2 separate regions of the Mus musculus genome follow, and region 1 is linked to region 2. A link is a loop called in an ENCODE intact Hi-C map of the cell type or tissue named here. Cell type or tissue: left cerebral cortex. All regions are shown on one strand. Each heading gives the region's core, and the rest is flanking DNA. Links, peaks and the distances in the headings are about the cores only.

Evidence for each region. A loop is a pair of places that touch in the nucleus more often than their neighbours do. Peaks named below come from ENCODE experiments on the same cell type or tissue, not always from the same donor. Only the 100,000 strongest peaks of a DNase experiment are listed, where the experiment ranks them.
Region 1: a loop joins it to region 2, with 2.1 times the contacts of the local background. A loop is called at or near these places in 2 of 42 quality-filtered maps.

Annotation. Positions count from the first base shown.
Region 1 is chr7:84,518,782-84,525,025 of GRCm38, reverse strand. No RefSeq gene overlaps it. Among named protein-coding and RNA genes, the nearest start is that of Gm2115, 7.1 kb to the left of the region's middle. In left cerebral cortex, for the core only: no CTCF peak of the experiment used is centred there; DNase peaks (open chromatin) are centred at 2,408 and 3,452.
Region 2 is chr7:84,446,381-84,452,624 of GRCm38, reverse strand. All of the region lies in intron 1 of Gm31284 (a long non-coding RNA gene), which reads right to left. Among named protein-coding and RNA genes, the nearest start is that of Gm31284, 19 kb to the right of the region's middle. In left cerebral cortex, for the core only: no CTCF peak of the experiment used is centred there; a DNase peak (open chromatin) is centred at 3,320; H3K27ac peaks cover 729 bases.

The sequences.
Region 1 (6,244 bases), core at 2,293-4,792, 72 kb before region 2:
AATTATTCACCCATGGATGGTTCATGCTGTACATCTATGATGGGTTGGGTGTGCATTGGCTTCATATGGGTAATATCACATAGGAATTCGGGATGGAGAAGCAGTTTATATCATCAGTGCTTTGGTTTCATGGGGGAGGCTGGGATGGATGTGGTCAACTATGGCCTGGCTCATAAAGGTCATAAAGTTGTTATCAGAGCAAGTCACATGGCCAAGCAAGAAAATTATCAGCTTCCAAGAAAGCAAAACATCCCACACCCCCCAAGACACACACACCCAACACACACACACCCAACACACACACACACACACACACACAAGACATACATACCCAAGACACTGGGGCCAAGGCTTTGGGCTTGTGATAACCAATTGACCACCATGACTGTTTTGATGGAATAGATGCTTTTACCACATTCTGATGTGGCTACATTTTAAAAAGTGGAGGACTGGGGAGATGGTTTAAATTGCTTACTGTGTAGGCATGCTCTTTTAGTTTCCTGATTCCTAACTTCTGTAGAAGGGTCTGCTTGGTATCATAGCAAAAATAAACCTAGCTGACCCTGTTCTGGACAGTGGGTCTTTTTCAATTTATGTTGTGAGTTTCATAAGGATCTTGTTGGGGGAAAATAGTTGTCCAAACCCCTGGTACTCATATAAACTGAGAATTCTGATTATGACGAGATGCAATGGGTATTGTCTGATGCAGTCAGCAAAAGGGTTGCTCCACAGGAGTACTAAGGGCAGCCTCCATATTTTCCCAGGGGCCAGTAGGGACTTTCAGGTTATGTGTGTGTGTGTGTATATATATATCACAGTCTACTGTGGCCAAGGCTAGCCAAGAAATCACTGTGTAGCTGAGGATGTCTTGAATGTGTGATCCTCTTGCATCTACCTCCCAAGTGTTGGGATTACAGGAATGTGCTACCGTGCCCAGGTTTATGTGGTGCTTCGGATCAAAGCCAGGGTTTCGTAAATGCTAGGCAAGCACTCTACCAACTGAGCTAATCTCCAGCCCCTCAGGAGTCCTTTAAACGACTGGCAGCTCAAACATCAGTATTTACCTTACACGAACTATTATTATAGTCATGGGGGAGTATTTACCCTACATGAACTGTCAATGCTACAGATGAAGAGTCCCTTGCTGTCACCCCAGGGTAGGTGTTAATGTTCTCGAGCATAGTCATTGCTTCAAAGAGGTTGTGTGGAATTTCAGCTTTGGCATGGGGTTGGCTACTGTTTTCTGGGTTCCTTCCAGGTGGCAGGTTCCTGACTTCCTGGCCCTACAGAAAGAGAACTGGGTGTCTATGCTTCCAATCTATCCCAACCTTGTAGCCACAAAAGGAGCATATTCAGAGAGACCACTCTGCCACTTGTAATGCAGTTCAGGAAGACAATACCACCTTGTCTCCAGACCTGGAGTCCTTTTTAGTGTTCTCTCTTGTCCTCTGTGTTTCCTGCCTCTCCTATGAATACCATTTGAAGGCAATCAGTTTTACACACAGAAGATATTCCCTTTAGTGCCCAAGTCAGGGAACACCACTGCTTTGCACAGAGGTCAGCAGTGCTTTTCACCACATTCTAAATTGCTTAGAGCATCTTAAAAGATCTCCAGATCTTTCTCTAACCTCTTCTCTGATGTCCCTCCCTCGTTCATGCTTCTGCACTCCTGACAGCTCGCAAGCAATTTCCCTGTATTCCATTTTGTCCTACCCCCTGGGGCTTCTACTCAGACTGTGCTCTTCCTCCACTCTCTGCAGCGTCTACCCAGCCGGCTCCCTGCCTCACTCAATGATTTGTGACCTCCATGATGGTTCTCTTCTACATGATCATTCTCTTCCACCTGCTTCCATTGCACTTGCCTTGCTTCACGAACTTTCCTGCTCTTCTGTCATGTGACGTGTTTGCTGATACACCCCTGTTCTGTCTACCCATTAGCTGGGTAAACTTAAAAAGCAGAAATACCAGCTTGATTCTGTATCATTGGAGGCTTGTCTGAGTTGAGAGCGTAAAAGTCCAGATGCTGTTTTCAGAGGATGGATGAGGCTCTGACTCCTAGGAAAGCTCAACTTTGGATTTCACTCCTGTTTAGCCTTGCTGGAGCACAGACCAGCTGCAGTAGCCCTATAGAGAAAGGATGAGACACCCATCTCAGAAAAAAACTCTGGTTTCTAGCTCGGGAGCCACTTGGTGGCTACATATTAGATAATCTTCCATCCAGGCATGGATTTGGGCCAGTCACTTGCTGCCTTGGTCTCATTTTTTACACTGTACTGGGGTTGAGGCTGTTCTGAGAGCTTCCTGTTAGTGCTGACTTTCCTTTCTTTATCCCTGGATGGGTGGAGGGGGCAGCTTTTGAGGGAAGCTTTGGCAAATTCCCAGCTGTTGGCTGTTGTTTAGCCCAAGGTGCTGTTTATGCCTCTGTTCTGGGCTCTCTGCCTCTGCCAATGACACAGCATGGCCATTGTAGGGTCAGCTCCTCCTCCTGCCCATTCTGTGGGCTTCAGGGCCGCAGCATCCTGGCTGATGCATGCTTTTACTCTCAGAAGGCAAGACAGCAGAGAGAAGCAGACATTGGTGACAGCCTGTCCTTTCTCTTTGTACTTTGGGAGAGCTGATGGATGATCCAGCCTGAAATGGAGAGAATCAAGGGAAAGAGATGACTGCTGCCTGCTGGACCAGACTTATGTGTGCAGTGCTCACTCCTACGCATTCTGGGCACATCAACTATCAGCTTACGGGACAGAAGAGTGGGTGGCAAATTGTACCTGTTTTGCAGATGACAAAATAGAGGCAGAGAGAAGCATACCCCAGGTCTCAAGACTTCAGTTCCAAATACCAGAACCTGTGCTCTAGCCTTCCAAGTCCTTGCTTCATAGTTTCTGTTTACCTGGTACTCTGTCACACAGAAATGCAAAGTGTCATTGAGTAGCTAAGTAGCATCTTCCCTGGGTTAATGCCTCCTGAGGTTCTGTCAAGCCGTGGACTCAGAATATTTAGCTAGCAAGGAAAGACTAGAGAACTTAACTGCTTTCGGTCCCTAAGAGTCAATAGTGCAGAGGAGGGGGAAAGACCCAACAAGAGGAGATCCATCAAGGCAGAATATCAGCCCAACAACTCTCTTCCCTTATACTTAAAAAGGGCATGCAATGCTGCTTCTACCTGCTTGAAATCTTGTGACTACTCCATGAAGAGGAGGAGCGGAGTGTGAGGGAGAGGGCATGGTGTGGGGAGTACCCTATTCACCAATCCTTTGTTACCTTTTCAAGAAGATGAGTTCTTAGCATGTGAGGTGTGGGGTGCCTACATCTTGGACTTCAATCTCAGGGAGTGTGAGGAGGGGAGCTGAAGGTTCAAGTGGAATGAATTATTCTGCCTGATAAAAAGACATGAATGCAGTCAGGAAAACAGCAGGGAGAGGGAAGGGAGACAGAGGCAGAGAGCAAGCTTGTTGGAAATGATTCAGAGCTGAGCTGTGAAGATGTCAGAGGTATGACTGGAGTAGCCCAGAGAGAAGCCAGAGTGAGTCAAGACAGTGGCATTTGAAGCAAAGTGGGGTGAGGGAAAGAGACATGATGTGATGTGAGCAGGCTTTCAGGAAAGCCATAAGCTTTCAGGCATGCCATATTGTACACCCCCACCTGATCCCTGCAGAGATAATCAACCGTCTTTCAAAGTCTAGCTTGATATGGACAGTTGGTAGGCTCTACTCTGTGGAGATCTCACTGTGCCGGAGAGTGAAGGTCGTTGGGGAAAAAAGGCCTCCAGGGCCATGAAAAGCCAAAGGTGAAAACTTGATAATTGTCATGAATTCTTAATTTGGTTCTGCTACTTGCCTAAGAACATGCCATCTCTATACTCTTCCCTCAAAGTCTCAGGCTTCCTATCTCTAAATGTGGATAAAATTATATCTTTATTTTAGGTGTGTTGTGAGGGTTAAACTGTTAAAAAAACAAAAAAAAAAACAAAACAAAACTCCTCTCCTATTCATACAGAAATGAAAGGCAGGCGACAGTATTGACAGCCTATGGGCTGGGTTTCTAACCCACAGTCTTTTAAGGTAAGCCTTGAGAATGAAAGACTTAGGCCCCTAGGCTTTCAAGTTTGGAGATTTACAGCTCAGGGTACCGAAGTCAGACACATATTGCTTTAGGCTTTGCGTACCTATGGGCCAGCACTCAGCAGCTCGAGTAGAGTACCTAGCTGCTGGTGTCAAGGCTCTCAGCTCTCAGCTCTCAGCTCTCAGCTCTCAGCTCTCAGCTCTCAGCTCTCAGCTCTCAGCTCTCAGCTCTCAGCTCTCAGCTCTCAGCTCTCAGCTCTCAGCTCTCAGCTCTCAGCTCTCAGCTCTCAGCTCTCAGCTCTCAGCTCTCAGCTCTCAGCTCTCAGCTCTCAGCTCTCAGCTCTCAGCTCTCAGCTCTCAGCCTTGGAAGATGTCTGGAAGCCTTCCACTGGCTGGCACCGGCAATTCTTCTACTTGGCTCTGTGTAGTGTTTCCTACAGTCTTACCTTTGTACCCATTGGTGCCTGCTTAGCACCTTTGTAGTCCTTTGTCATCTCTGTAGCCATCTCCTCTCAGGCATCCTCAGGGCCTTATAGCAGTAGAAATCATTCTCTCAGAGTCATGTACATGTCATCTGAGCTGAAAGACCCAGGGATTTGCTTGTCCTTTGTGCAACCAGCTTAGTTCATTCTACCTGTGGTAAAGACTAAAAACAAAATATAAATATATAAGACCATTTCAGAGAAGATATAGCGGAGACTGCTGCTATAACACAGCAGGGCTAATGAAGAGGAAGAAAGCCTGTACTGACCCAAAGAGACCAAGAAACAGACTGCTTATATAACTCCCCTCCCTCAAAAGGCTGGGGTAGAGTCATGCACAACTTTCTTTGTTACCAGAAACAAATTTTACATGTGCACAGCATCCTCTCTGCCAACCACAGACTATGAGACAAATGTACCACACAGTGCACTGTAGGCAAGGTTATCTAAAGGTCACCAAGGTTTCTTAAAGCTAAGGTATAGTCTCCAGATGCCAGTGCAAGCTATATGGAGCACTCATAACTAGAGAAAACATAAAGGCCATCGATTCAACATCAGCTATACTCACTGCAGTCTTTGCAGCTGCAGCAGAAATTATCTTGAAGATAAAGTATTCAGAGTGGTCAGCATATTGGGTTGACAGTCCATCTAGTCATAAAAATCAGGATTGTTTAGATGACAGCTCCCTGCTTAAGGCATTCAACCATGAGGAGACAGTCTGACAGCTGTCAATCAAGCAGCTAAGTGCCTTACTCCTAAAAGCTTCACTTCTTCAAGGAAAAAAATCAGTAGTATTTACAGTGAAGATTTAATATTTTATTCAGGAAACTTTGTCCAACAATACTGATCTTACTCAGCTTAATACATTTAGGCAGGGCTGGGTCAATCCATCTGACTCAGAACTGGATAATGCATTTGAAGTACTTTATGCTAAGCCCTGTGTGTGCTGAGCATAAGACAATTCATGAATTGAAGTCATTGACAGTTCTCGGATGATGCTAACAGAGAACACGGAGCAGTGCAAAAAAGTACTGGTCCTTGATTTAGTGTGAAACGTAAAACAGACAAACAAACAAAAAACCATTGAACTCAGTAAAATTATTTATATAGAAATATGGACTAGAGAAAAAATGGCTGAAAAACAAAATGTGTTATATTGGTGGAATTGCCAAGGAATTCTCAGCATACTCTTCTCTTAGATAAATTGCATATTCGACAAAGATTTTTATTACATTTGTTGTTTTGTGTATGTGTGTGGGGGGGAAGTAGGTGAGTAGGTGGGATGAACATGTTATACCTCAGGGTTGGATGTCACACCAAAGAACAACTTGCAGCAGTCAGTTTTCCTTTTCTATCAGAAATTGGGACCAGCTTAGTAGCAAGTGCCTTTACCCAGCTGGGGCCTAGATTACATGTTTTTGTGTAATAAGTGCAAAGGAAAACCTGGGCAGTCTTGAGTTGTGGGGAGTGTCTATACCTGAGGTATCTGTGGTAATTTTCCTCATTCTGGATTACAGCCAGCTCTCCTCTCCTGATCATAAAGGGAGATTGTGCTTGACTGTTTCTGGCTAATGGATTATAACTCTGTCACTCCCAGGCTCTGTAGAACTCCATTACAAGTGCAGAGGCTTCTTGACCTAGCTACTGCTTGTCTTCCACTGTGTATCTATCTTGTCATTTGGGCACCTTGTTCCCCATAACC
Region 2 (6,244 bases), core at 2,263-4,762:
ATTCACCCACTACCCTCCTATAACCCCCATCCTCAAACATTTTCCCCTAAGGACCCATAAAGGACCCCTTCTTGTTTGTTTGTTTGTTTGTTTGTTTGTTTGTGTAATCCATTGAGTTTAATTATGCTTGTGTGGATAAGCATGATGTTACTAGGGTATCCAACCACATCCTGCCTAGATTTGAAATACAATTTTAGAAACACTGACTGAGACTAGTACAATAATCTGACCTGGAGGCAGCTTGTGTCTGTCAGTTTTTTGCTGTCTTATCCATTGTAACTTACAACATGTTTTAATTCCACAAGGATTTTGCCTACTATTAACTTTGTAAATCTTACTTCCTAACTTCCCTGCTACAGACAGAGAGACATTAATATAAGCTCTGTGGCTTAGAGACAAGGGTAGCATTGTTCCTTGAGTGTTCTGCTAATTGTTTGGAGGTTGTGGGTTTTTTGTTGTTTTTTTTTTTTTAATAACAGAATTCCCAAATTAAATCTTGTACAGAACTCTAATAGATAAAGCCTATAAAGGTGATAAATGAGTTGTTTCCACAGTGAACATAGAGTTTGGTTTTTCCCCCTGTTGATTATATAAATAACATGTTTGTTGAGAAATAAAATAAAATGCAATACAGTTTAAGGCAAATTAGGAGGCAGCATCTCTAAAATTAGTTTTATGAAGTTACTGCTATCTTTCCTGGCATCTTTCTTTGTGCAATTTTTATGCCTATGCACACACTTTGTCAAACACCCCCACACACCATCATATGCTGCAATTACTGCAGAAAGCATTTTAAATGCCTGTTCAAATCCTTCTCTTGTCTGTCTCTTTTACTTCTCTCTTTTTCTTCTCAATTCCTTACTTGTGTCTACTCTTGTCTCCAGCATGTTAAAAACCAAATGGATTTTTCCATATCTTTTTTTTTCCTTTACCCTATATTCTATATCATCTATGTATTTATCTGATCTCTTCCAATATCTGGTATGAGTAAAATATCTAGAAAAGCTAATCATTAATTCAGAAAAGTGAATGATCTTGTCTATAGGAGAAGAGCAGTCTCACATGTTGCTCTTCACCCTTGGAAATGAGCACATAAACCCATGTGCAACTGGCCAGCTTGCCAGGACAAAATCTCTGTACCACGCTTCCTCTACAGATACACAGCCACATAACCTTTAGGGGTTAGGCTGCACAAATAAGAGTGTAATAAACATCATTGTACATGGGATTGCACATTTGGGTTAATTTTCCTAGTAGATAGAATATCAGGCCTAAGATTTCAAGATCAAACTGTGTTTTAACATTTTAGTTTGAAAACAGGTTGCCAGGTTGTTTTCTAAACCAATTCCCATTTCTGCTGGTAAGGCCAGCTAGAGCGGGGTTTGAGACTCATTTTAACTTTGTCAGTTGGTCAGGCTTAAGAAGACAACATCTGGGGGACTTTTGAGATAGCATTGGAAATGTAAATGAGGAAAATACCTAATTAAAAATATATATAAAAAAAGAAAAATTGTATGCTTGTAGTCTCCTAAGAATCAAAGGAATGGGGTCACTACTAGATGCTGATCCATAAGATAATGAAAAGAAAACTCGGAGTAAATGATTGGATTGATGTGTAAATAAATAAATAAATAAATAAAACTGTGGAAAAAAAGAAGATTGGAGTTACTACCTTGGCCTGCTTTCCTATTACAGCCTAAAGATTGAGGCTTGTTTTCTTGTCCTTGGCCAATGTCAGATTCCTGCCTAGAGGCATTCCATAGATCTCTCCTCAAAGCATTCCATAAAGAATACGTCTACTATATTTATAAACAGCCCTTCTATGGGAGAGAAGTATATGTGACTAGATCACATGTTTGTTCTTTTGAGTTTCCTCCTACTTCAACACAGATAATCGAATAGTGTGCTGTAGCCAGTGTTTTAAAATGTTAAAACATAAAGCTTTAATTTGTATATTAAGAGTATATATATATATATATATAGAGAGAGAGAGAGAGAGAGAGCGTCCTCAGAGTTTACAATTGCTTAAAGTTGTTCATCCCTCAGATACTATGAATTTGCAATTTTGCAATTGTTTATGCATATACAACTCATAAGAACACAAAAATAACTGGCCATATAACCTTGTTCTTTACATCATCAAAATAGTAATGGCTTAAGATAATACTTTAGTATTTAAAAAAATGTACATGTCAAATTGTAAAAATTTGTTCTCAATGTCTTCAGTTTCTACCTGTTTCCACATAATGGTGTTAATTTTTGAGGACTTATACTTAATTATTGCAAATGGATACTCTTATTTCTGATTAAATAAATAATTAATTAAATAAAAAAAAAGAAGACAACATCTATTTTGCAAGTCTCTTGGGGCATTCACAGGCTTAGTAATTGTTTGGCTTGGTTTTGCTTTTTTTTTTTTGTTTTTGTTTTTGTTTTTTTCCAATCTCATCAATTTAAATGGATTTGGAAATGATAGACCCTAGTTATTGCCATAGGCATTGAACTTTTCCACTCTCTTATTTATCCATTGCATTTATGATTTTCAGTCTTCTTTGTGAAACAAGAAAGAATAATCAGCTGCTTTGAATTTGTTGCCTGTTTCACGTGACATCAAAGCATGGTGCACTTAGCTCCTTGCCTGCAGCTTCTACATCTGGGGATGGAACCAAAAGCACAGAAAATTCATTTTGTTTTGTTTTGTTTTGTTTTTTTAAAACAATCTGTAGTTTTAGTGTAAAAATTATTTTTATTTCCTCAACACAACATGACAACTACGTAAACAGCCTTCACATCACATTTACAATTATAATTAGAGATAATGCATGTGGAAGATGCATGCAAATTCTAGGCACCATTTTATACAAGGAACTTGAACAGCTTCAGATTTTGGGGCGGGAGGGGTGTGTCCATTACAATCATTCCCAGTGGATTCTGAGAGATGACCATGTTCAGCAAATGTATTATTTTCTTGCAATTTCTGATCTTGTTTAAAGATGTCTCTTTAGGCTCATGTACCTAAGTGGTGAACAACATCAGGAACAGCTGAGACCAAACACGATAGCTACTGCTATACTACAAAATACACTGAAGCTCTGAGCAACAGCAGGAATGAGCTCGCAGCTTTAGTGGGGCTCAGAGGACCTGTGTTTCAGAGCTCTCAAGCCACCATCCAGTCAGTAGATGGGGCTTCAGTCACCTTGAGACTGACTAGGAAGAGCTTGCTTCCCAGCTCATGTGGTTGTTGGTAGGTACTAGCTCTTGACAACAGGCTATCTCCAGGCCTGCCAGCTGGGCTTCTCTATAGTGTAGCTCAACGCCAGCTGCTAGCTTCATCAGAGCAGTAAGAACTGGGGGCAGTGCCAGCCCGAGAGAGGGGAGTCACATTGAAAGCAGCCTCACAGTGTTGTGCTCCAGTCTCTAGCAGCCAGACATGAGGTCTAAGCCACACTGTGGAGATTGTTTTCTGAGGAAGTGAAAACTCACAGGTAGGAAGCAATTGTGATCATCTTCAAGAACTGCCAGCTGGTGTGAAAGAGAACATGTATTTCATTCTGGAAATAAAACAGCAACTTTGTCCTAGAGTAGACATTCATGTTCTGGTTCCTTTTTTGTTCTAATTTTAAACTTTAATTGAATCTGTTCTTTTTTAATGGAAAGTTGGGAGACAAATATGTACAAGTAATATTTTTCACTGTGTATTAATGAATATACCTTTAATAACCAAGATCCACCTTCAGACTGAGGGAACTATTCAATTAAAAGTTCCTGGTTTTCAAACCACATCAGTTCAAGCAGAAATTAACTTTCAGATGCACAAGTGCACAACAGGGTGTATCTCATCTGCTACACATGGGTCTTTATAATCTGATTAAGCCACTCATGGATTAGTGAGCAGAGAGTCCAGAGCCTGCTCCCTCTCCATTCACTATGCAGAGGTTGTTTGATGTGCTCTTTAAAGCCAATTCATTGGCTTTTTATATTTTCATTTTGAAAAGAAAGGCTTTATAAAGTCTTTTTTGCAAACCACATCAAAATAAAAACTCTGCTTAGCAACAGGCATGGAAATATGGGGATTTACCAAACCCCAAAGACTTGAAAGTCCTTTACATCAGTATTTTCTTGGGAATTAAATGTCTATTCAAACACAAAACTCAGATGGAAAGGGTATCCATTAACCATGCATTTACAATTTTATTTAGCGGTGCAAATTTCTGTTTGCTAGCTAGAGTTCACAAGGGTGGAGTTTTGTTTAGAAGCTTCAAAGAAAAGTAAGCAGAGAAAAGTTTTGTGTATGTGTAAGGGGAAATATTTATATTTGGGATGGGTTTTGCAACACTAGACAGGAAAATAGGAAATTCATGAAACATATGGTGAGAGACAGTTAATCTTTGAAAAGGCTGTCTTTGGTCACGGGAACCAATTACGCCACTCCCATTCATGTCAAGAAGATATTTATTCACATAATTAAGCTTGCAGTATAGACACTGAATAAGCACAAGAATGTCATATTTATTCCAGATTAAAGAATCATAATCTAAAAAGGCATGTTAGAGTGTTTCTTTGTGTAAGTGCTGTATGTGGGTCTTCATGAGTGTGCAAATGTGCATGCATGTGTGTGAGTGTGCATGCATCTGTGTGACTATGCATGGGGTGTGTGTGTGTGTGTGTGTGTGTGTGCTCGTGAATGTTCCTAGGGGCTGAAAGTTACAATGTCCTTTCCTCTACTGCTCTCCACCCTGCGTGAGACTGTATCTCACTGAACCTGGTACTGACCAGTTGCCCAGTTAGCTCTAGTGATGTGTCTGCCTCCTGCCCTCCAGAGCTAGGACTACAGAGGCATTTATCTTCACCTGGCTTTTTTTTTTTTATGTGGGTGCTGAAGATCTCAACTCAAGTCCCCATGCCGCGAGATTACCCTCCGAGCCACTGTGGCTTACTGTGGCTTTCTTTTTCATTTCTTATAAATGGAATTATTTAACCCAGGTCTTTGTTGTCAGGCTTCTTCCACCAGCATACTCACTGGGAGTTATGGCCATGTTGTTGTATGTGTCCTAGATTTGCTCCTTGTTTGCTGCCGAATCACTATTTACAGTATGAATGCGCAAACCTTGCTCACCCGTCATCTGTTGAAAACGTGTGTTTGCTGGTTTGGGTTATAAATTAATAGAGGTGGAGTGCACATTTGTTTAACAGGCATGTGCTTCCATTGCTCTTGGGTGAAGATTTCACTGTGGTGTAGGGAGGATGACCAGAAAGGGCACCTGTAACTTTTTTCTTTTTACTAAACTACCAAGAGTCCATTTTGTGAAGAGAGTATGTCATTCTACACTTGCACCAGCAGTGGGCGCTAAGCCCCACATCCTGAAAGTGCTACCATCTACCAATAGCACCACCTTGGGGCCTTAAAGGAGCATTTATCCAAATGCCAACTGGCTGGTTCCTTTTTAATTCAGCGAGACTCAGAAGTGGAGGAATTGATGAGAGAGATGTGATTATCTGTCTGCCTGTCTTTCTATCGGAAAATGTGTGTGAGGTATTTTTTTAATCCATAAATAAGAGCGAAGTCCTGTTGTTTCCCAGGACAGATGCAAATAGAAGTCATATTAAATTAATTAAGTCAGTCTTAAAGATGAATATCATGTTTTCTTTCATTTATGATTTCTAGAAAGACACAAAAGCATACGTGCATATACAATATGAAAACAGAACTGAACTCTTTGGGGGACAAAGAGGACTAATGGGAGGGATCAAAAAAGGGAGAATTGGAGCTTAGAAGGGGTATGTGCTCAACATACAATATGTACAATATGTCTGAAAACTTAAAACCTCAAAGAAATTTCTTTTTAGGTTGAATGAGTTTTGTGCCTATGACAAGGGCTGGGGACACCAGGAGTTTGTGCCTTGAGATCAGATTGACTTATCAGAATTCTACCTCTCACTAGCAACTGTGTTGCCTCAGTTTCCTCATTGTAAAGTGCATTAAATAATTGTCTACTTTATAAGGTTTTAGAAGATAAATACATTGATGCATGTAGGCCACTATGTGCTGTGCATAAATTCCCACATAATGCAAATGGATTACAATCCCTCACCATGCTGATGAAAAAATTCGTTTAGCATTGATCCTAGGGATTAAGAGAGAGATTCTTGTAATCGCATTTTCATTTTTATGAATGACTCTTTATTGAATTTCAACAATATATTCATTATAGAGAATTTGGAAAGCAGAGATTTGGCAGCATGT